Regions from separate parts of the Mus musculus genome. Here regions 1 and 3 are each linked to region 2. The links are chromatin loops, found by intact Hi-C in ENCODE. Cell type or tissue: heart. All regions are shown on one strand. Each heading gives the region's core, and the rest is flanking DNA. Links, peaks and the distances in the headings are about the cores only. Region 1 holds the start of 4931414P19Rik (RIKEN cDNA 4931414P19 gene). Region 2 holds the start of Acin1 (apoptotic chromatin condensation inducer 1). Region 3 overlaps Dad1 (defender against cell death 1).

Region 1 (8,309 bases), core at 2,136-7,135, 76 kb before region 2:
TCTCTCCTGGGAAATGAGTGTCCCAATTAAAATAACCCAGTATATTTAATCTATTGGCCTGTCACACTCGCTGCTACATTGCTGCTACAGCACTTGGTTTTGGTTCTGAGTGAGTGTGTCTAAAATACATGCCAAAGGCTTTGTGAGGGCACCTCAAATCTCTCTGTTGCCTGTGGTAGAAATTCACATTATCGCTTTAACCCGATTAAAAACAAATCTATACTTCCCCAAGCGACTAAAATTTAAATCCTTCAACCACAAAATTTACCAATTCTTAAAATGTGATCCAAAAAGAAAAAAAAAATCTGTAAATTGGTCTGGGAACAGTTGCACACGGCTTCTCAACTTGGTATATTTTTAAACCTCGACCAGGAAAAAGAAAGAGAAAGAGAGACAGGAAAAGAAATGGGGAAAAGAGCAAATTCCCCTTAGCAACAGTTTCCTCACCCCAGCACTGCCACAGATCTCTATTTTTAAAAATTTGGAAAACGCACACAAGATGAAGGAGGAAAAAAAATGGAAAAAGGATACTCGAAGGTCGTATGGCTCTTTGTATTCGTGTGTGTGCAAAAAAGGAGGACTCGCGGAGCCGGAGCTCACAAGCCCCGCCCCTTCCCGGCCGCCCGCCCGGATTGGCCGCCGCCCGCCCCGCCCGCAAGCACACGCGCCGCACCCGAGGCGCCCGTCCGGGGGGCCCCCGAGGGCCGCGAGCTCCCGGACCTGGCCGATGCGCCCACTGCCCTTCCCTTTCTCCTCGCTGTCCGCTCATCTTTCCCGTCTCGTTCTCCCTCCCCGCCCCCCAAGCCAGGCTCAGAAGAACCACCCTGTGAGTGAGCGCCCTCTGACATTGCTAAGCTGGGAGAACTAGCGAACTTGGGACCTCTTAGGCTGATTGAGCGTCAGGTTTGGGGGGCGAGGCCCTCCAACCCTTGGTTTCCCAGGCCAGTGTCTCTGGGTCACACAAGTTGTCTAGCAGCCCACCTTTACATGAACATCTATGAGTGTAACGTTGTTCAAGTGAGAGGCTAAGTAGCCTTACACTTGGGGCTTGTTTTTGCACAGCCTGAGCCAGGCTCCCCTACTAGGCTAAAACCACATTCTGAAGAAACCAAAATGTCTCCCTCACACACCCTGCATGTAGACCATTGCTTAAACCTCGATTTTAAGCAGTCCATAAACCGGTCTCACTGCACCTTTTTATTATAAAACGTTTGCGCGAACACACACACACACACACACTAACATACATACATACATACGTGTGTGTGTGTGTGTGTGTGTGTGTGTGTGTGTGTGTGTGTATTTTTTCTTTTGGTGGGGGCACTCGCGTGCCGCAATGCAAAGTGTGGCAATTAGGGGACAACTTGTGCCAGGTGTGGTGGCGCATGCCTTTAATCCCAGCACTCGGGAGGCAGAGACAGGCGGATTTCTGAGTTCGAGGCCAGCCTGGTCTATAAAGTGAGTTCCAGGACAGCCAGGGCTATACAGAGAAACCCTGTCTCAGAAAAAAGAAAAAAAAAAAAAAAAAAAAAAAAAAGAATAGGGGACAACTTGCAGGAATTCTCTCCACCTAGAGGGTCTGAAGGATCAAACTCAAGTCCACAGGGGTTTGGCAGCCTTCACCAGTGTCTCTGCTGGACACTAAGTTCTCTTTCTCCCCCCCCCCTCTCCCTCTCCCTCTCCGTCTCTCTCTCTCTCACCTATTTATTTATGTTTTAATATCTGAAACCCATGACCCTTCTCAAGTCTTCTTTCTAGGACTTCCTGCCTTTTCCTCCTCACTCGAACCCCTGACCTATGAGTTTATAAAAGAAAATGAAAAGAACTCTAAAAATGGTGATGCATGCTTTAACCACATTAAAAGAAAAAGATGTGTTCCCGTTTCTTTTTCCCTCTTGTTCTGGAAGCAGTTTCTATGCTTCTGGCTGTGGCCTGGCTGTGTTGAAGAGGAGACTGCAGACGTCTCCAGCTTTGCACAGCAATGTTGACATGGCTTCTTACAGAGGGTAAGCGACTGTGACAGTACAGGGGCACAACACACAGAGGCATGTGTCATTATGTGTGGCCGGAGGATGGCTCTGTCTCCAGGGGAACAGGCTTCACTGGGCATTAGCTTCTACTCCCAGTCACCGTCCTCAGTCTCCGTATGCCTCCTCGCCAAAGCCTCCTGGTCCAGCTCTGCCTGTCAGTGTCTCTATCCATCTTTCCCTGCTGCATCCAGTAACAGTCTCCCGGTTTCCCTCCATTACTTTCCTGTTCCTCTCTCTGGTCTCAGTCCTTGTAGCTTCCTTTCTCACACTTATTGCCTCTGTGATTCCAGCTTTCTGGGTACCTCAGAGGGAGTGATAACTTCTCCTTGTTACATGAAAATCCGTAAGCAGTGCCTGGTTTATTGATTGCTTTTATTATTATTATTATTATTATTATTATTATTATTATTATTATTATTATTTAACGTTTGTGAAGTGGGACTGGGAAAGGACCTCACTCAGTAAAGAGCTTGGTGCTTAAACGAGAGGACCCGAGCTGCATCCTTGGCGCCCGCACAGAGCTGCATATGGCCATGTATGTATAACCCCAGCTCTGTGGAGGAGGAGGCACTGGGATCTTAGGGTTGCTGGCCAGCCCCAGGGACCTAATCTCTGAGATACTAGTGAGGGAGAGTCAGTCTCAAAAAAAAAAATAAAATAAAATAACAACAAAACACCAAAGTGGCCAGCTCCTGAGGGATAGCAGCTGATGTTGACCAAACATTGTGTGAACTAAAGGAAACTTTTTTTTTCCATTCTCATGGCCTTGCTCATGCTAAGTACGCACATATTCTCCAACTGGGCTACACCCTCCCAGGGCACAAAGTGGATTTTCTGTTCAGTTAGGGGTGGGGGGTAGTGTGTAGTGATTGCTTAGCAGGTAAAGGAAGCTGCCAGTAAGCCTGATGATCCATGTTCTATCCTCAGGACCCAGATGCTGAAGGAGTGAACCAATTCTCCCCCCCCCCCCCGCCACTCCACTCCCCCCTCCCAACAGCTGTCCTCTAACCAAATTGTTTTCTGACCTCCACATGTACACTATGGTTCTAGTATCTCCCCCCCCACACACACACACACAAAGGCCTGCAAGTTGCCCTCCCTCTGACCTGAACACACACACTAAATAAATACTAAACAGATACTTTTTAATTTATTCTTGTTTATTTATTGTATGCATGTCAGAGAGTTGATATGGAGGTAAAATTATTTTTATGTGGGAGGGGGGGCAGTAGAGGGCATCAGATCCCCTGGAACTCCAGACATGCATGTTTGTAAGCCACCATCATCTAGGGAATGAAACCTGGATCCTATATAAGGACAAGTGCTCTTGGGGCCTGGAGAGATGGCTCAGTGGTTAAGAGCACTGACTGCTCTTTCAGAGGTTCTGAGTTCAATTCCAGGCAACCACATGGTGGCTCACAACCATCTGTAATGGGATCTGATGCCCTTTTCTGCTGTATCTGACAGCTACAGTATACTCATATAAATAACATAAATAAATACATCTTTTTTGTTTTTGTTTTTTGAGACAGGGTTTCTCTGTGTAGCCCTGGCTGTCCTGGAACTCACTCTGTAGACCAGGCTGGCCTCAAACTCAGAGATCCACCTGCCTCTGCCTCCCAAGTGCTGGGATTAAAGGCATGTGCTACCACGCCTGGCAATAAATAAATAAAAAAAAGAACAAGTGTTTTTAACTTTTTGCCCCTGAACCCATGGTATCTTCTTTCTTTTAAATAAGCCAGGTCAGCAATTCGTCTCTAGTGACAGCTGAACCTGAACTATGAAGGGTTAAGTACTGAGTTGTGTTAAGCACCTAACTCAAAGGCAAAGGCTTCTGGGAGAAGTGAGTTGAGTTAAATAACCTCAAGAAGCTGACATGAGTAGAATTCCTTCTGCCTGACCCATTAACAAATGCAAAGCAGATATTTTAGGATTTTTTTTTTTTTTTTTTTTTAAGCTTCAGTTGGGCATAGCCTCTGGAAACCAGAGCTTGGCTTTGAGGCCAGGCCTGGTGGAGCCCTGAGGGATGAGGACAGTCAGCAGGCTAAGGGAGAGGAGAGGCAGCCTGGGTCAGAGAGGAGGCAGCAGCTGCTCCTGGGGGCGGTTCTGGTTGCTGTGTCTGCGATTTCTTCTTGCCCACTGTAATTAAAGCTTTCCCAATATGATTCTGGCTTCCCGAGGAAAGTAGAATTTATTAAAACATACAAGAAATAAACATAAAACATTGGTGATGCTCGGTTACAAGAGAAGTTTATTTTAAAGCATAAAGCCCTTGTGTCTTAAGGCCAGTGCTTGCTGGTCACTTTTATTCTTGTGTTATGGCCCTGGCAGAAGGCGATCTTCTAAGAAAACAGTAACATAAGAGGAAAAAGAAAAGACCCCAAGAGTGCACACTAAGATAGATCCTCTATTACTCTGGGTAAGAGGGGAGCACTCCCCTTAGATACTCCCCATCTGTACCCCTCAGACTTACTCATTATCCTACCTCTTTTGCTGCTGGTTTTGGGGTTTTTTGTTTGTTTGTTTTTTCGAGACAGGGTTTCTTTGTGTAGCCCTGGCTGTCCTGGAACTCACTCTGTAGATCAGGCTGGCCTCGAACTCAGAAATCCGCCTGCCTCTGCCTCCCGAGTGCTGGGATTAAAGGTGTGTGCCACCACGCCCAACTGCTGCTGGGTTTTTGTCTTGTTTTGTTTTGTTTTTAAATATTCATTCATTTATTATGTATACAGCACTCAGCCTGCATGTATGCCTGCAGGCCAGAAGAGGGCACCAGACCTCATTAAAGATGCTTATGAGTCACTTTATGGTTGGCTGGGAATTGAACTCAGGGTCTCTGGAAGAGCAGACAGTGCTCTTAACCTCTGAGCCATCACTCCAGCCCTTATTTTTGTTGTTTTCTGTTTTGACTTGTACCCAGGCTGGCCTCATCCTTGCTAGAGAGACAAGAATGGCTTTGAACTCCTAATCCTACCACTACCTCTTCTACCTATTTGTTTTTTCCAGACAGGTTTTCTCTGTATAGTCCTGGCTGTCCTGGACCTAGCTCTATAGATCAGGCTGGCCTGGGACTCACAGAGATCTACCATAGTGATGAGACTGAGGGCCTGTGCCACGACCTCGGGTGGATTGCAGGGGTATACAGTGGTTCCAGGCTTCATCTCACCTCTTACTTTTTTCCCCAACATGCCACATGGATTCTGTAGGCCAGAATAAATCGGTCGTTTCATTTCCCCTCAAAGGATGTGACCTTCCTTTACCCCAAATGGCTTTGACAGTTTTCTCATTTGCTAGCTGAAGAGGATACTGAAGAGACGCGGACCTTCTGGTCTTGCCTAAGAGGGAACACTCAGTAACTATTATGCTTCAGCCTCTGATGTGCTTAGCTGTCCTCTCCCCTCCTCCGTGCCCCACCTACCTCTTCCATCTCTTCACAAACATTCTGCTCACCCTGCAGCACTTTCTACCCCCACAGCCCGCCCTTGCCAGATACAGAGATGCCATAAGGCATCCAGCCTTTACCCCCACCATGTTCTCTGCTGGCAAGAGAACTCGCCGGCCTCTGGGAGTGCTTGCTTTCTTTTTGATCCCTATTAGTCCCCACTAACCCAGAGGAGTCAGGTTCTGGTGATACTGAGCTGTACATGGAGGGAGGGAGGGAAAATGTCAGCCTAGCCTTCAAGAGCCTTGTCTCTTGGAAACAGCAACTGCCACGAGAAATCAATCTTTCAGCTATTTAAGGCAATTTCTTTTCCATCATCCTTTGTCAAGACCACTGTATTAGGAATGAATCTGGAGAGGGTCCCTGAACGAGTACATGCCACTCAGTAGCTGCATCACCGCCACCTGGCATCCATCATCTTCATGATAGCTAGCTTGCTGCTGCACAGTCACCTCCCACCAGTGAGAATTTACAAATACACAGGGCAGCTACTGATGGCCTACAAAATAGCCGTTTTTTTTTTTTTTAATTTATTCTATGTGTATGACTGTTTTGCCTACATAGATGTTATGTGCAGGTGTGTGCCTGGTGCTGGCAGGGGTCAGGAGCTGGGTCCCTTGGAACTGGTATTGTAGATGCTTGTGAACCACCATTTGGGTGCTGAGATTTGAACCCGGGTCCTCAGCAAGAGCAACCAGGACTCTTTACTACTGAGCCGTCTCTCCAGCTCAGAAACTAATGACTAAAAAAAAATTATATATTCATTTTTATTCTTTTTTTGTTTGGTTGGTTTTGTTTTATTTTGAAAACAGGGTTGTTCTGTGTATCCCCCCTGGAACTCACTCTGTAGACCAGGCTGGCCTCAAACTCGCAGAGGTCCACCTGTCTCAGCCTCCCAAGTGCTTTGATAAAATGGGTGAATGACCATAACTGGCTAATATTTTTTGTGTCTGTGTGTGTGTGTGGAAGTTTAGGTACCCTCAAGGCCAGAGGCACTGGACTCACTAGAGTAAGCTGTGAGCTGCCTACTGTGGGTACTGGGTACTGACCTATCACACACTGACTCCTATTAAACGACTTTTGTACCACCGACCCAGGTTAGAATAGGAATATGCCAGGAAATTCTAGGTCTTCAGGTTTCACATCCTCTCTCCTACAGGACTCTGCAGATCAGGGGTGGAAACAGAGACCACTGCCAAAGCAGTGTGAGGAGACCTGGGGCGAGAAGCCCATCCAGTGTCTGTGTGTCCTGCCCTCTGGAGTAATGAACTGGAATCTGTCTTCAGCATGTTCCCTCTTCAAGGCACAGTTTTCAAACAGTGTTCTTTGGGGTCCCAGGGAATGTTACAGAGGCTGTAAAAGTACAATGATGGGGGCTATGCACTCTGAGACTCCACTTCAGCCTTTTTTTTTTTCTTTTCTTTTTTTTTTTTTTTCAAGACAGTGTTTCTCTTTGTAGCTCTGGCTGTCTTGGAACTCACTTTGTAGACCAGGCTGGCCTCGAACTCAGAAATTCGCCTACCTCTGGCTCCCAAGTGCTGGGATTAAAAGCCTGTGTTACCACTGCCCAGTCAAGTTGATTTATTTTTAAACATTCTAAATATATTTTTTAAGACTGGAGAGATGGCTCAGCTTTTAAGAGAATTAAAACAAACAAACAAAAACAATACAAAAAAAAAAAAAAAACCTCACCCTTACTTCCAATTTATTATGTAGCTTAGAATGGCTAGGGTTTGAACTTAGGGCTTCCTAAATGCTAGATATGCACTCTACCATTTGTGCTACATTCCAGCCAAAATATTCTAATTTTTAAAATGTACAGTCTGTTTGGGTTCTCGCTAATGGTCCTCTGGCTCCAGAGCTGTACAACAAAATGAATCTGCTGAGGCAAAGGAGTCATTTGTTTTCCAAACTCTGTCCTCCAGGCTCACTAATCCACAATTTCCCTGCACTTGACAAATGCAATTAACAAGCCTCGATCAGTTCCCATGGACAGCATCATTGATCAGAACACAAACTGCATGGCGCTGAGAAGGGAGCTGCAGTCCAGGGAGCCAGACCCACCTGACTTCTACTCACTCGCAGTCTATGGTCCATCCTCCTGACAACCCCACCTCTGCTCACAGACCACCTCGGGGTGGGGTGTGAAGCCAACAGTGTGAGTGCTCAGCAGGGACCTTCCCAGCCACACATTCTAGCAGCATTTGGGCTGCTTCCTGCCCCAGAGGCCAGAAGCCAGCCTCTCCTCCTCAGTGGCAGGCGCATCCGTGCCCTGAGAGAACAGAAGAGGACTACACAGGCTTCCACTTTCTCAGGGCTCAGGCCTTCCCTTCCCATCTCACTCAAGACTCCAGATCTGGCCCAGTGTGTTAGCACATACCTTGACTCCCGGGTCTCAGGAGGCAAAGGCAGGTGGGTCCCTGTGAGTTCAAGGCCAGCCTGTCCTACAGAGTGAGTTCCAGGATAGCCAGGGCTCAAATGAAGAAAAGAAATTCCCAGATTTATCCTGTTTATCATTCTACATTGCATAGTCTCCTCCTACCCCAAACACAAGACCTTCCCTCTGCAGCCCCGCCCACAACATCCCTGTGCATCTTTCCACCTCAACTTTTCACCTCTTCAAACTGAAGCAAGAAGTCTCCCCTCCTCCCCACCTTTCTCTCCTGCTTTGCTGTCAGCTTCAGGACTGGGGACATTAATGTATTCACCAGACTTTGTCCTCAGACCACCATTTCCTGTAATTACAGTGCCTTCTCTCTCACTGTCCTGGCCTGAAAGGAGGGGCAGTGTGGACAAGAGGCTGAGAAATGGTACAATTTTAGCACCCAAGAAACAGCACA
Region 2 (8,309 bases), core at 1,921-6,920:
GTCAGAATCCTCTTCCTCTAAGCTGCCAGAGGTCACCTGCCAAGATGGTTTGCTACCCTCTTGACCCAGAAAAACCCACAAATTCATGCAAATCAAGAGGTTCAAACCTTCGTGTTCACTTTAAGAACACCTGGGAAACTGCCCAGGCCATCAAAGGTATGCATATCCGCAAAGCCACCAGGTATCTGAAGGACGTCACTTTAAAGAAGCAATGTGTGCCATTCCGGCGGTATAATGGTGGAGTCAGTAGGTGGGCCCAGGCCAAACAGTGGGGCTGGTTGGACACAGGGTCGGTGGCCAAAAAAAGAGTGCTGAATTTTTGCTGCACATGCTTAAAAATGCAGAGAGTAATACTGAACTTAAGGGTTTAGATGTAGACTCTCTAGTCATTGAACACATCCAGGTGAACAAGGCACCTAAGATGCGCCGACGAACCCACAGAGCTCATGGCTGGATTAACCCATCCATGAGCTCCCCCTGCCACAGTGAGATGATCCTCATTGAGAAGGAACAGATCGTTCCAAAGCCAGAAGAGGAGGCTGCATAGAAGAAAAAGATATCCCAGAAGAAACTGAAGAAATAAAACTCATGTCCCGGGAATAAATTCAGCATAAAATAAATGCAGATAAAGTTAAAAAAAAAAAAAGGTTACAATCAATAGCACTATGGCAAAAAGAATATATTAATATTTTATTCGAAATATTCAGTCCCAGGATTGATGTTAATACACAAGTAACCTGAAGAATAAAGAATTTTAGGGATTATGCATCTTTTAGAAAAAAGGTAACCCTACAGTCTAGGCTGGCTTCAAACTTGCAATCCTTTGGCATCAGCACCCTAGTCTGAGTAGTACAGGTGTGCTACCACAATGGACCCTGTCTCCCATGTCATATCATCAACTCCCACCTCTGTGTGTGTGTGTGTGTACGCTTTATCCTCAGGCTGAATTATGCCTTTTCATTTAAATGTTTTATTATTATTTATCTAAAAATAATGTACTATTTTTCTCAAAATTGAGAAGAGTTGAGATAGTACATATCTTTAATCTCAGCACCAGAGAGGCAGAAGCTGGTAGATCTCTGTGAGTTCTGGGCCAGTCTGGTCTATACAGTGAGTTCCAGACTATCGAGAGCTACATAGTGAGTTTCGGTCTCAAAAAAAGATAAGTGCTAGAGAGATGAATCAGCAGAGAGAAGCAACGCTTGTCCTTGCAGAAGACCCAGGTCTGGTTCCCAGAATCCACATAGTAGCTCACAACCACCTGTAACTCCAGTTCCAGGGCATCTGACACTTTCTTCTGACCCCTTTGGGCACCAGGCACTGATATAGTACACATGCATTCATGCAGGTAAAACACTCATACAAACAATAAATAAATCTGAAACAAATTTTTAAAAACAAGGAAATCTGAGAAGAAAAAAGTACTAGTTTCTCCAAAAAGATCAAGCTCCACCAAGCCAGAAAAACATCCTGTCATGTATCTCAAAAGATCAAGCGCAGGGGCAGAGAGACGGCTCAGCGGTTAAGAGCACCAGCTGCTCACTCTTACAGGGGACCTAGGTTTGAGTCCCAGTGTGTACTGGCTCACAATCATCTGTTAACTACAGTTCCAGGTATCCAATGCCTGTTTCTGACCCCTGGGGGGACCAGGCATAAACATGGTGCATATACACAATTGCAGGCATAACAAATATATGCATAAACTATAAATAAATATAAAAAACTATTTAAATACATAAAATCAAGAGACAAAGGAAAGGAACATACATTAATACTTGAGAGACTTGTAACTCCACTTCCATTAAAAATTAAACAAAATAAACCACAGAAAGGGGTGTATTTATGGCGTATGCCTGCAATCCCACCAGAGAAGCTGAGGTTAGAAAACTGCTGTATGTTTGAGTCCAGCCTGAGCTACACACTAAGTCCCTGCCTCAAAAACTCCAAAGCAACCAATCAGCCGTTTTGTTGTTTGAGTGAAAAGAAACCTCAGCACGCCAGGCTAGTTATGGCCCGTGCTTTAATCCCAGCCCCGGAGGCAGAGGCAGGAATTCCAGGGCAGCCAGACCAGGGTTACCCCTGTGCCCCTTTCTGTAGGGTGCAAACATCACTCTTTGTCCTTCAGCTTTCTTGTCACAAACTCTCCTCCTTAAGTCCTTACATGCCTATAGACCTTCAGAAATGAAGCCAGTCCAATACTTCCTGTGCTTTCTGTCATATTCTCTAGCAGGAAATGCTTATTTCCCTTACAGTAAGTCCCTTAGTAGCCAATGGCCACAGACAAAATGTGGATTATAAGTCTGAGAAAACAAGCGTATGTGCTGCACAACCTTTGTTGATACAAGTAAAACTGCACAGTCTAAAGTGCGATCCAAAATACAACTATGACGGAACTATCTTAGGTTTTTTCTTAATTGGTTTTTAAAGATTATTTTACACGCCTGAATGTTTTAACTGCATGGATGTGTGTGCCTATAGCAGAGGAGGATAGAGGAGGATATAGGATACCTTGGAATTGGAGTTATGGATGTCTGTGAGCCACCATGTAGGTGCTGGGACCCAAACCTGGGTCCTCTATAAAGGGCACTACCGAGTCATCTTCTCAGCTTCATTTATGTGTGTATGTACATGTATCTGTGAGTGCATGCTTGTGTTTGTGTGCTCAGTCATGTTCTCAGGAACCGAGGAGACATTAGATCCCATGGAACTGGAGCTACAGGTGTGTGTGAGCCATCTGATATAGTGCTGAGATCTTGAGCTCTGGTTTGAGTCATTGAGCAACAAGCACTCTTGACTACTGAGCTATCTCTCCGGGCCGTTAGGTAGCCTTTTAACGCTGTGTAACCTCCCAGAGCTGACTAGATGATGGGCCTAGATTTGAATGAGGTATTAGGGAACAGGAAGCACCTTTTCCAGTGTCCTGGGCCCACACCAATGCATTTTCCTTTAAGTGTGTGACACACTAAATGAAGGGTTTAAAAGCTGAAAAACGCCCTACAAGATGATATAGTGTAGAAACTTGTATTTTGTTTTTAACTATACGATAATGTCTTCAAAATAAAACATTTGTAGAAATCTGGGGGATGGAGCACAAGCCCATTACACCAGCACTAGGGAAGCTGGGCAGGGGACTGCCCTGAGTCTGAAGATAGAATAGCTTGAGTGCTCAGCCATTCTGGCTACACAGAGATACTCTGATTCAACTTTACAACAATAACAACAACAACAAAAACATTTATGCACAAACTCTTAGAAGAAAGTTTTTTTCCTAAGACAAACCGGCAGAGTAGTTATAAAACAATGACCTAAGTCAGACTACTCTTCCTATTACAGGTAAAGAAACAAAGGACTCCAAGTGTTAAGTATCTTGTCCTAAGTAATCAAAGTATTAAAGATGTTTAAGAGAAACTACAGATTGTTAAGCAGTTAGTCCTAGAACTAGGGGGTTACTAATAAGGTATCAAATTCTTTCAAATAAAACTGTATTTTTTAAATTCTTTTTCTTTTTTTAAACTCCATGTCTTTATACAAAATTGAGGTTGATTAGAATTCAACTGTCTGAGGGCTGGAGAGATGGCTCAATGGTTAAGAGGCCTGGCTGCTTTTATAGAGGACCCAGGTTCAATTCTGCACCCATATGGTGGCTCACGGCTGTCTGTAACTCCAGTTCCAGAGGATTTGACATCCTCTTCTGGCCTCTGTGGGGACCCTTTGGGAGGCAAATCACCCATACACATAAAATAAAAATAAACCTTAAAAAAAAAAAAAAGACATCAACTGTCTAGTGTGAGATCACTTGCAATAAAAATAGTTTAAGAAAATACTGCTTCTGATGACAAGGAAAACAACACCATGTCTTCCCATTTACTTACTATAGTCTCCAAATAGCCCATTCTATCTAAACAAACCTTTTCTCTTACCTGTGAATTTGGCTGGAATGCAGCATGGGGTGTTGAGTGTTTTTGTAAATTTTCTAGCATTAGAGCCTGGTATAAAGAAGAGCAAAAATCAGAAACCGGGAGGGGGAACAAAAACGCAATCCAGGTCTCTACCTCTCCCACAGCCTTCTCATTCAATTACTTAAATATACATTTATACTATATTCCTTTCACCGAGACTAAAAGCCCTTTATTAATACTGTTCTCATTCATCTTCATAAGTCTCTTAAAGGTAGCCATGGTTACTGCTCCCAAATGTAAAACACAGGCACACAAAGAATCAGTGACCTGGCTATGTCACAAAAATCAGCAAAAATGACAGAATCGGAACTAGAATCTCTATTATTGTCTGCAATTTTGACTAGGAGCCACTTCTAAATCCGGTAATACAGGCAAAAAAAAAATTCCAAGTACTCAGAACAAGTTTCAAATCACATAAAACCAACAAGAGGCTAATTTGGATTTGACTATTATTTGATTAGTTTTTCAGAACTACAACTACTTAACTGAACTTGCACAACTTCCAGCAGTGTAACACCCGGACAAATAAAATGTATTAAAAATTTCACAGGGAAACTAACCACAGACCTTGTAACCAGTGGTCTGACCTAATCCACACCCACCCACAAACTGTCAGCTTCGGGATAAGCAACGGTCTGTCAACTCAAACCCTGAACTGACCCAGAGTCCCCATCAGTATTACGAGTCACGTATGCTAATGAACTCTAATAACACTAGTTCAGCTCACCTTCTTTCCCTCCATTTACACCAAAGCGATACACAGTATGTGTACCTCCCGACAAGCTCACCCTCACTACTCAAACCGACACAAAATCCCCAGCCTAAAGTAATCTGTCTCACCTCTCGTACCAATAGCCACCAAATACTTATCCAGACTGCTGCTCGATTCCCTATAAATTAGACAGCCGTCTCTGACCAAGTCTTTCTATCAAGGTTTCCTTTCACTTAATCTAGTCGAGCGGACATTTTTTACCCTATCACAAATGTCCTATTGCAGACATAGACAGCAACCCCATCCGCCCAACTGTATCCCTAACTCGGACCCAGCCCTGCTCGCCCCCTTAAGGCCAGCCACACCGGTGGTTGTAGAGGGATTTAACTCCTTCTGCAGCGCATGCGCCGACAACACAGACACAAACAAGGAGGGGGTGGGGGAAGAAGGAAGGAGCTTAAGACACTCCGGGAGAGTAGCGCGCACCCTCCCATTTTGGGCTCGCGCCGCTGCCGTTAAGGCGGGAACCGGCGTTATCTCTATCCCAGCGCCAGCCACACCAACCACCGTGCGCGTGGATCTGCAGGCTCGCGCTGGCGGCCTGAGAGAGCTCGCGCCGAGCCCGGACACTGCGCCTGCGCCGCGGCGGAGACTCGTCTCTACCGGGTCCGCTCCCCTCCGACACCTCGGCAACGCTGACTTCTCACCCCTTTGAGCCGCTTGACCAGGGCACTCTTCTGCCCGCTCTTGGCTAGGCCTCGCTGCTCCAGTGCGGCCTTCAGGTCGGTCACCCGCAGAGCCTGAAGAGGCTTCCCGTCCAGAGTCACCTCCTCCAGCTCCGCCATCTTGCGTGAGGTACTCGGGTCCGTCCCGACGGCTTCGGGCATCTTCGGTAATTTCCGCCAACGCCCTTCGAACGGACCGGATTGGCCCCGCCCACTGCCATAGTCTACCCCTCTATTACCGCTCAGAATTCCCCGGGTTTCTCCGGAGCTGTTCGGTCGTTTCCGTCCCCACATCGGTACCAATCGGCTTTTTCCATCTACCTAGCGGCTGGCCCCTCCCATCTGGCTTTCAGGCTCGTTTGTTTTCGGCTTGCCGGGGCTTTGAATCGAATCTCTTCGGAAGCCCTCGAATCTGGCATACCCATAATCGGAGATATTCGGCTATCTCCGGACCTGGGGGCCGGGGCGCTGGGGCACTTGGGTATTTGGGGCTGGTTCCGGACCGGAAGTGCGTGGGTTACTGGGGGCTGGCTCTGCTTCGGGTTTTCAGGAAACATGGAAGAGGCTCGGAGAGTTGGAGCAGGAGCTGAAGGACTCTTGTGATCTCTGGGCGTCTTCCAAGGGGAAAAGGAAGGTAAGAGGAAAAGAAGTCTCTCCTAGGCCAGATGAGACTTGGTGTCTGCAGGTTTTTGGGGACCCCTCCTGCTTCCATCTTCTATATCCCGGCCATTCTGTGTAAGAAATACTTTGTCCTGTGGGGCTAAGGAATGAGAGACCTGCGGCTTCCTACGTGGGAAAAAGAAAAATCAGGTCTTTTGAGTTTATTAATGACAATAACCATGGAAGCCATGTAGCAAGACCCTGGGTTAAAAATTACCTTTCTCTGAAAAAGAGAAGTTTTAGGAGAAACTTCTCCCTGTAGAGCCACTTTGAAACTGGCAGTCACCCTGAACCGGGACTTAGAACTTACGTTTAGGGATTCTATTCTTTGTCGATACAAATCTTCCAACTTGAAGAGGTAGGAACAGCAGTAGTAATTACGGTCATAGAGAGGTGAAGGTTTTCGTTGTTGGAGAAACAAACTGTAGGACGGAAACATTTTGGAATAAGTTGGCTTACATTTGCACACATAATGCAAAGTCAGTGGCACTTGCAGGTATAAACCATTAAGGAAAACTGTTCAGAGATGTGCATCAATAGCACACTTTTTAGGCCAAGTCAAGAAAGCAAAGGCATTTTTTTTTTCAGAACCTGAAAAAAGTTAGTGTGGCTTCTGATTTTCTGCTACCTTATTTGAGACAAGACTTAGCCTGCTCTAAAGTTTACTGGTGTGGTACAGAATTTAATAAGGGGGTCATAGAACATAAATTTTTTAAAACAGATTTCAGAGACTGTGTACGCATTGCACAGAGGGTTCTTGCATCATGTCTCTCCAACACACACACACTTGTGTAACTGTGGAACAAACTGTTAGGGCCAGTTGCTTGTACCAAAGTTTAAAAAGCTGCACACTTTAATTTTAGAGAGAGAGCAAGCAAGATGTGTTTTCTGTGTGGGTTTTGATCATTTCTTTCTTTACTACCCAGGTTGCCTCAGCTGCTTGCCTTTCCTTATTATGTGTTTGGTTCTTTTCAAGACAGGGTTTCTCTGTGTAGCCCTAGCTGTGTTAGAACTCATTCTGTAGACCAGGCTGGCTATGAACTAGAGATTGCTTGTGAGTGCCTCCCAAGTGCTGGGATTAAGGGCTTCCCCACCATCTGGCTTGTTTTTATTATTTTGTGTATATGTGTGTCTGTCTATGGGTATGTGCCTGTCTCACAGAGTTCAAAGTTCAGATCAGGAGCTGAAGCTACAGGTGGTTTCAGGTCACTTGATGCACGGGTTCTGGAGAGTAGAAAGTGAATCGCTAGCATCACAGAAGTGCTGTGGTGACACTTCACAGTTCAGACTGACTATAAAATCAGAAGGGATGTGGGGAGAGAGACTATAGGTAGGTGGCATGCCTGCAGTCTGTAACACCAACAACACTTCAAGGCTGAGGCAGGAGAATCTTGAATTTGAGGCCTGCGAGATTTTTCTCTAAGACTCGAGGTAACTGAAAATAATTACTCTTCTCTTGGTACAGGAACCTCTGCCCCCAAATCATTCAAACCAAGACGTTCAGGTGTCTGTCACCTATGAAATTGCCAAGGCCATCAAGGCTGTGTGTACTTAGAAAGCCATCCAGCATCTAAAAGGTGTCCCTTTAAAGAAGCAGTGTGTGATTTGTAGGTAGTATAGCAGTAGAGTTGTTAAGTGTGCCAACAATAAGCAGTAGGTCTAGACATATGACTGGTGGAAGAGTGTTGGATTTTTGCTATCCATGCTTGAAAATGCTGAACTTCCAGGTTGTGCTATAGATTCTGTGGTCACTGACAATAGCCAGAGCAAAACACCCAAAATAGGGTCAGACAAACTCACGTGAGCTTGTCTGCCACATTGAAATGTTCCTCACGGAAAAGGAGCTGTTCCTAAGCCAGAAGAGGAGGCGACAAAGAAGAAAAGACATCCTAGAAGAGACTGTTGGAAAAAACTTCCAGCATGTGAATAAATTTAGCTTCAAATAAAAGCAAATAAAAGTTAATGTGCTAGAACAAAGGCCACCAGGAACAGTGGTCAGGTAGAGTCTTTGTTTTGTTTTGTTTTATTTTTTGTCTCAGGCTGGCCTGGAACAACAATGTAACTGAGACTGATCTTCTAACTCCTGATACTTCTGCCTCCAGCAGGTCTGCCATATGTGCCACCATGCCTGGTTTGCGTTCTTTGTTCTTATGTTGTTTTGAAATAGGGCCTCACTCTGTAGATTAGACTGGCCTGGAACTTACTTTGTTCCTATGTAGTCCAAGCTGGCTTCTCATTCTTGGCAGTCCCTCA
Region 3 (8,309 bases), core at 3,260-8,259, 450 kb before region 2:
CTCAAGACCCCTGAAAGTAGTTTGTACTGTTGTAAACGGTACAAACTCACAACAAGCTACGCCTGCCGCCAAGGCTAGTCCAAGGGGAAAATCACAACCCCGAGACAAAAGCAGATCTGCGCCTGGAAACTAGTACCCGGCCCAGGTGGCTCTAAGCCACTGCGAGAAATGTAAATCTTCACGCGTACTGTTGTGACGTCTTCCTTTGCTCTTAAAGTCCGATTGCTTTTCATATCTGAAATATCTGCTTATTGAATCCAAAGTAAACCTCATCCACTTCTCCGGGGAAAGCTGCAGGATGTCTGCACGAGTGTCGAGCACACTGATCGCTCAGCCATCCTAGTGAACTTCTCCTCAGTGCTAGGCCTTGGCCCACAGGACCCCTGCCAGGTTTTGTCATTATATTGAACCCAACCATTCCTAAAAGGCTTGTTAACTCACTCTGGAGTATGTCTAGCTAAGCAAAGAGCTAATAAAGAATGGAGAGGCTCAAGCTCTGTTAAGCTTCCGGGTAGTTGCAGGATACACCCAGAGCTGGAAATGCGGGCATCTCAGACTTCCGGGTGCACACCACCACCTGGCACCGTGTTAAAATGCAAAGCTTTGCTTCTGTCGCTTGGGGGTAAGGCCTGGGAGTCTCCTTTTCCAACAGCTCCAACAGTGGCCAGTACCACTAATGGCCGACTACCCACTGAATGGCAAGCCTCAATCATCCAGGATAGGGGTAGTCAGCTACACCCGAGACTGATTTGATCCAGTGTGACCCGGGCAACAGAAGCGTGAGTTCCTCAGCCTATGGCAGCGTGCAGTCCTATGGGAGGGCTTCTGGAGCACGGGTCATTTGGTAATCAGCTTCAGGGGAACACGACAGGGCTGTTCCCCATATATGGCAAACTTACTGCTCCTGAGAGACACAGAGCTCACTGGATACAGGATGCCTAGACTTCAGCCAGCAGACGCTACTCTACTCCGGCTTTGTCTTTAAAGTGATCTCCTGTGAAGACCTATGGTCTTAAGCACAAATCTGAGCTTCATTTCCTGACCTACTTCAGGAGAACTGGACCCTCTGAAGACAACTGTGACGTGAGACCAAGGCTTGTGAGGGAGCTTTGGGAAACAATGTGAGAGAAATCAACACCCGTGCACGCGCACACACGCCAGTCACATGCCACAGGCAGCACAGACAACCTCTCGTACACACAGAGTCACACAGAATGCAATACACAGACACACCTGCCTGCAGTCACAGTCACACCTCTCTCTCACCACACACACACACACACACACGCACACACACGCACACACACACACACTTTGCACTTGTTCTATACTGCCCAAGAGACACACATGTATTTCACTCTCCCAGAAGCTTATGGAAACGGACATAACAGGAAGAACACACAGGTCAGTTTCTGACAAGTGTTCACTGGTGCCGTTCCAGACAATGAAGGATTAATAAAGGATTGCCTGACCGAGCAAAGGACAAAGGACTGCCATTTTCCAGGTTGTCAGCAATGACAACTACTTAATGAAAACAAAGGTGAAGGGTCACAGGTGAAGAGTCACAGCTGGGAGCAAGTCATGAGAGCGCACTGAGCGGAGGGAAACGGACACACAAACATGAAGGAACGAATGGCACTTGGAGGCTGAAATGTTTTTAATATGGAAAGTAAGGGCTACAGTGAGGGGAGGCAGATTCTGTGTTAACAGCCGTACACTGTGGAGTTGGTCCGATAGAGCGAAGGGAGTTCTCTGGACGTGCCACCTCACAACCAGTGAGACTCGTAGTCAAGCACGAATCTGAAGAAGCCATGTGCAACAAGCTGCCAGCTCAAGAATGCTGATCCAGGGGACGTCAAAGAGTGAGCCTGAAAGAAGCACAAAGGTGTGTCATGTCCCAAATCCTTCCATCTAAACTCTCAACCCACATGACAGCTGCCGCACTCCTAAGTGCATCTCAGTGTTACATCCCAGGCTACAATAACCAGAACATGGCCAATGTTTCACAAGCGTTGTATGAGAGTAGCCTCTAGAAGGACTATGCTCACACAGAAATTCCAAGCTCACAAAAAGAAAAGGAAAAAAAGGCCGTTGAGGTGCTGGAGACTGGCAGCCAGCTCTTGACTTACCAATCCTAACTCTCCACCAGCCACTCACCTTCCTGGCCCTCACATTCCTCAAAGCACTAATGTCCAGTTTGAGGACAGACTAAAGAGCGTGGATAAAACTTCTCAGAAACCTCAGAAAGAGTCAGGTCTGTGAAGAGGTAATTTAGTTCTCACTTCTCATAAGTTACTTTGGGTAAGGTGAGCAATGCCTGCAGTGGGGCCAGGTTGCTGCTAAGAGCAGGGTGGATTCTGATACTAAAACATGTGACCCTTACACACCAAGGCCAGTCCACCAGAAAGGAAAAGCTCAGGAAAGAACGGGTCTTTGGTGGTAGTTTCCAGAAAACCCTGTTTTGTCTTCTCCAGTGAGGACAAACTTGGCAAGTGCTCAAACAGAGGCCTTGGGGTTTCTGAAATGCTGGCACAATGGACCAGTGAGCAACTCACAAGAATGCTTTTATATCTACAAGCAGAATAAAGGCTGCTATCAAAAACTGCCTCAAAATCTCCTCCCTGATGTCACTGAAACACGCAGAATGGAAGACACCTACTGAGAGAGGTGAGGGGGTCCCCAGTCTGTCCCCCAGGAAGAAACAGTACCATCTGACCCACCTATTCTAATCACCCTAATAGAAAGCAAGGAAAAATACAAGAAATAATGAAAATGACATTTTCTATATTTCATTCTATAGATGAAAATAACAACAGCTCCTGGGACTGTGGGCTCTTTCCCAGAACCTTCTCTAGACTGTCATTATTATTGGACAGATACGATCAAATGCTGCCCTTCCCTGGATCCTGACCACCCAATCAGAGCTGGAACTAGGGTGATATAAATCAGAGACAACTGTGCTCAACTCCCGAGAGCAGAGCACTGTTGAATCACTCTAATATTACAAGGCACAGATCATAACTTCTAAAATGAAGGACACTCCAGAAAGCAACTAAGCCAATCCTCTCCTTTAGAAATGATAAATCTACAACTTGGTAGCTTGGGAATTTTATCCACAGCTATTCTGTCCAACACAGTACCCAGCAGCTACACACATGTATTTAACTCTGGTTAAAACCGCCTTAAATCACGGGCAGGCAGGGCTGCGGGGACAGGTGGCAGGGTGCTGTAGCATCACAACACCCAGAGCCCACAGTGTCAGGCATGCTGGCTCACGTCCGCAGTCCCAGGCCTTGGGGAGGCAGGAGGGTCAGAACTTAACTATGGATTGAGTTCAAGGCTAGCTAAGGATTCAGAAGAGTCTGTATGATAAAAATAAAATATAAATAAATTAAGGAAATTAAAACTTAGTTCCTTGGTTGGTGAGTCCCTTTTCAGAAGTCCACCAAGCAACATTAATCATGTGACCAATGACCACTGTTGTGGGTGGGGCGCACACACACTCAGAGGACCCAGGTGCTGTGTGAGGTCACCTCAGCTCTCCCAAGCTGCATGCTCCTACAACTCTCCTGTACCACGGTAATGATGCCGCCTTTGCAGAAACACCTGGGTTATCTGTCTTTATCCCTTCTTATAAACCACTCGTAACCTTTCCCATTTAAGCAAGTTTAATATTTTAACAAACACAATCCTCTAAGTATGTGTGTACACATAAACATACATATATAATCATTCATATACACATATATATATATATAAAATCATTACTCAAAAGTCCTTGAAAATAGAGAGCAATGAACATCAGAGCTTAGGATCCAAACATTCATTATTAAGTGCCCACTCAGTCACTTAGTACCAAGGACTAAAGCCAACTGAAATTTTGCGGAGGCCAAGTTCCTTCAGGTTCAAAGCAGGCACATACACAGCTATCTGTCTCCCCGCGCACAGGGCAGACAGGGGAATTATATGCACTGATATAAGGTGCATGTGGAAGACACAGGAATCCTAAAGATGTGGTGCTGACGAAGCATCTTATAGATGGACGGTTCTGTAACACTGGACATTTTATTTTGAACTTTAATGTTCTCCCTTCAGTCACCCATGAGAATATGAATAAAAAGTAACAACTGGAGGGGGGAAAGGGAGGGAGGGAGGAAGGGAGGGGGGGAGAGAGAGAGAGAGAGAGAGAGAGAGAACTCGAACCAAAATGGAGTCCACAGCACAGTGCCCATCATAACTGTATTAGTGAAAGTTAACAGCTGTAAGAGATTACAATGAAGGCCAAGCTCCTCACTGTACAGGCAGGGAAACTGAGGCCTGGGATCGGCCTTAAGGTCCCTACCTTCAGGAACCTGGGGGCGGGGGGTGGGGGGGGGGTGGAGCAGGAACAGGATTTAACAACTTTAAAGCAATGTGACAATGCAGGGTTCAAGAGGTGTGCACTGTGGGCCTGAGAGCCCAGGGACCAGGCGCCTGTGCAGCCCAGTGGGTAACAATGACTTAGGGCTGGAGTCACCAGAGCCGGAGGTAAACAGCTAGGTCAGGACAGGAACCGAATTCTTCACGGATCCCCCAGTAAACTATATCCTGGCTCTCAGGAGGCAAAGGAGAGGATCGTGAGTTCAAGAAGAACCCGGGCCACAGAACAAGACTATCTCAAAAAAAAAAAAAAAAAAAAGAGCTGGATCAGTGGGTACTCCTGCTACTCCTGACAACCTGCGCTCCATCCCCAGGACCCACATGGTGGAAGGAGAGAGCAACCCCCGAACATTGTCCTTGGATCATCTGCCATGCTGCCCATATCCACAGACACACACCCCCACCACACACACACACACACACACACACACACACACACACACACACGAATAAATCTAACTACATCTGTCTAGCTCTCTGCCTTCAAAAGACCAACCAGAATAATTCAGCCACAAATTAAAAGAATCAATTAATGCTTTTTAGGAACTATTGAGACCAATCATAAAGAAGTTACCTGACTTTCCAGCCCCCTGAGGGCTGAGGCACCGAGATACAGTTAGGGGACCCACTCGCTCATCAACTAAACACTGAACAGTATTGCCAGGGGGCACTCCGAGCTGGAGGCAATAAAGGGTCTAGAATGAATGAAAGCCAAGTCCAGACACTGACAAAGGGAACCCTGTGAATCCTGCATTTATCAGCACAGGTGAGGAAGACAAGCCTGGGTCCTGCTAAGGATCCCTAGCTCAGCACTGCCATCTCCTAGCCAGGATGGAAAGAAACCCCTGGTCGGCATTTACACTTACCTGGGCCTTTGCTGCCCTCCCATGACGGGAAAGGAACTAGCTTTAGTTGTTCCACCAAAATACAATTCCTATGCTTTGTGATCCACTCCCAGCATAGGAAAGGTGCATCCACTAGATGGCGGCAGAGTGCAGAGGGTACCATCTAGACTGAAGAGATGGCCCCATGCCCATATGCATGCAGGAAGCCCTAAATGGACTCGGTAGGTTATAAAATAATTTGAAAAGAGCATGTGGTGGGGTACTAGGTAGGGGCGGTACTACCAAAATACACTACAAACGTGTGAAATTGTTAAAGAATAAATTAAAACTTTTTTTCTTTAAAGTCCAGGGCAAGTGGGCTGGCTCAGGGAGGATGGGCACTTCCCTGGATGCTGATGCCCCAGTGTGATCCCTAGGACCCACACGGTGGAGAGAGCTTTCAGAGGTAGTCAGTCCTGTTCACCACATGTGTTCTAGGCACACACACACACACACACCAGCTCCTCCCCCCTCAATAAAATCTAATAAATTTTAAACAACAATTTTTTTTTCAAGTTCCAGGCAAGCCTGGGATAAGGAGACCCTGTCTCTTAATTAATTAAAAATAAAGATGGAGATGGAAAAAAGGAACACAGTTTGAGTCCCTTCCCAAGGTAATTCTCTAGATTACTAAATTATGATAAATTAAAAAAAGAAAGAAAGAAAGAGAATTGCCTAGTAATAAACAGTACTGTCAGCTCAAAGGTAGCCTTCCAGCACTAGCTAGGATTAAAGGTAGCCTTCTAGCACTAGCTAGGATTAAATGCTACGAAATTTTAAAGATAGTAAGAGACTCTCCCCATAATATTAAAAAAGCAGAACTAACAAAATTTCAGCCCAGGCTTCTGGCAACAACCTCCATCTAGGAAGGCAAGCACACTAACGTTGTGTTATTCTTGGTGCCCACGTCACTTTCCCCAGTCCCATGGCCCATATCGCCAGGTATGTGAACTCCCCAAATGCAACCCAATGGTGCGCCATCTCCCTTTTCATCCTTTCTTTTAAAAACCCTGAAACCGGGCAGACTATGGCACACATCTTTAATCCCAGACACAGGAGGATCTCTGAGTCGGAGGCTAGGCTGGTATAAAGCAAGTTCTAGGACAGCCAGAACTACACAGAGAAACCCTGTCTAGAAAAACAAACAAACAAGCCAACAATCTTGAAACTGGAGCTGGAGAGATGACTCAGCAGTTAAGATTATAAACTGGTCTTTCAAAAGACCCAAGTTTGGTACCCAACACGACAATGAGCAGTTCCTAACTGCCTATAACTAGCTCCAGGAGACCCATCACTTCTGGTCGCCATGGGAACCTGCACTAACATACATAAACCCACAAGACATATACATATATGCAAATTAAAATTAAAATTTTTTAAATTAGAAAAAGGATCTAAAATTGGGCCCAGGAACTGAGGACCTATACTTGCAATCCCAGCACGTGGCAAGGGTTGGAGGGTCAAGAACACAAGGCCATCCTTCAGTACATAACTGATTTGAAGCGACCTTGTCCTACATGAGAGTCTGTTTCAAAGCAAAAACAAATGAAAGATTTCTCCTTGTGCTCTCTGGGTCTCTCAGTGCCCAGTCTGCAAATGGGAATGGCAGGCTCGCCTGCTTGAGGCCATTTGAAAGTCAAATGATACTCACAAGCACTTGTAGGACATGCAGTGAGCGCCACTTGAAGCAACTGCCCTTCACTGGCCCCCCTAAGTCACACTGACTTTTACAGCGCAATGCCATTTTCTTTTGATATGCCTTTTCTTCCTGGTTTTAAATACCACCTTCAAATTCATTAAATTTTTTAAAATGCCCATCTGTCAACTGGAAAATAAGGAGACTGTTAGGCAGCAACATGAGAATCTAGCCCCAACTGTGCTGCCCTATAGCCCCGTAATTCATTTCACAGAATAAGGGCATCAACACCGCCAGTGTCTTAGGAATGAGTGTTTTATAAGCGCACTGAGTGGTCTTGTTTTTGTTTTCCTTTTCATCCTACCTTCTGAGTTAGTGTGACCATTAGAGCACACAGCTGAATGAAAACCACACAGATGGGACAGACAGATGTGTGGGACCACAGGGTAGCTAGCGTGTATCGGGTCAAAGGTCTCTGGAAAATGTGCAGGGCGATCCCCAGACAAGAGCGTTTCCCCACCTTTTCTAGGAGCCTACTACTTTCAACAAAGGACGGGCACTGCGATCTGGGACTGGGCGATTCTGCACACACCATGCATCCCTGGTTCTCGTGTGAGGTTTCTGAGGCTCTCAGTACCAACACACAGGTTTCCATGTAGTGATGTAAAGAGGGTGGACCTGGGACATTTTCTCCCAAAAGGTTATTATTTCCTAAGATTCTCTTCTCTTGCCACCTGGAAGCAATAGTACGAAATCTTATTGTGCAAAGGAAAGGAAAAGCACAGGCATTCGTCCCTGAGTTGCATGAGCATAGGGCCAAACATCAAGCGGCAGAGGATACTCTACATCGTGCGCCTGTGCATCTGGGAAGCAACTGCATTGTTCCCGGCTCATTTTCTCTCATCAAGGAAAAATATGTGTTGGGAAAAATCATGTCCGTTTCACTGCTTTAAGACTCTGCTTCTGGGATGTAGAGGGCTGAATGAGAATGGCCACAGGTTCCTATGTTTGAATGCTTCCACCCAGTAGGTGGAACTGTTTGGGAAGGATTAGGAGGTGTGTCCTTGTTGGAGGAGGTATGTCACTGTGAGTAGGCTTTCAGGTTCAAAAGCCCATGCCACTCTCAGTTAGCTTTGTTTCAAGCTTGTGGCTCAAGATGTAAGCTGCCAGCTACTGCCCTAACACCAAGCCTGCCTGCTGCCATGCTCCCCACCCTGACAGCCATAGACTCTAACTCTTTGCAGCAATCAATACCAAATTACACACTTTCTTCCACAAGCTGCCTCTGCCATGGTGTCTTGTCACAGCATTAATGAAGTAACTGAGACAAGACGGGAGAGTGGAGAGGAGGGCACACAACCTATGAAGGG

Evidence for each region. Peaks named below come from ENCODE experiments on the same cell type or tissue, not always from the same donor. Only the 100,000 strongest peaks of a DNase experiment are listed, where the experiment ranks them.
Region 1: it touches region 2 in a loop (2.4-fold over the local background); 1 of 42 quality-filtered maps calls a loop at or near these places.
Region 3: a loop joins it to region 2, with 2.5 times the contacts of the local background. A loop is called at or near these places in 1 of 42 quality-filtered maps.

Annotation. Positions count from the first base shown.
Region 1 is chr14:54,605,356-54,613,664 of GRCm38, forward strand. 4931414P19Rik (RIKEN cDNA 4931414P19 gene) reads right to left here and starts at 553. Exons shown (of 7, transcript NM_028890.2): 1 at 448-553. In heart, for the core only: a CTCF peak has its summit at 4,793 (motif pointing right); no DNase peak of the experiment used is centred there; H3K27ac peaks cover 90 bases.
Region 2 is chr14:54,681,091-54,689,399 of GRCm38, forward strand. It overlaps Acin1 (apoptotic chromatin condensation inducer 1), which reads right to left and starts at 5,841. Exons shown (of 19, transcript NM_023190.3): 1 at 5,379-5,841; 2 at 3,921-3,986. The coding sequence starts at 5,690. It overlaps 1700123O20Rik (RIKEN cDNA 1700123O20 gene), which reads left to right and starts at 5,081. Exons shown (of 2, transcript NM_021437.2): 1 at 5,081-6,030. It also overlaps the pseudogene Gm8776. In heart, for the core only: a CTCF peak has its summit at 5,023; DNase peaks (open chromatin) are centred at 5,121 and 5,701; H3K4me3 peaks cover 3,038 bases; H3K27ac peaks cover 2,410 bases.
Region 3 is chr14:54,233,846-54,242,154 of GRCm38, forward strand. Dad1 (defender against cell death 1) reads right to left here. Exons shown (of 3, transcript NM_001113358.1): 3 at 1,640-1,868. Among named protein-coding and RNA genes, the nearest start is that of Dad1, 16 kb to the right of the region's middle. In heart, for the core only: a CTCF peak has its summit at 5,392 (motif pointing right); a DNase peak (open chromatin) is centred at 5,396; H3K27ac peaks cover 666 bases.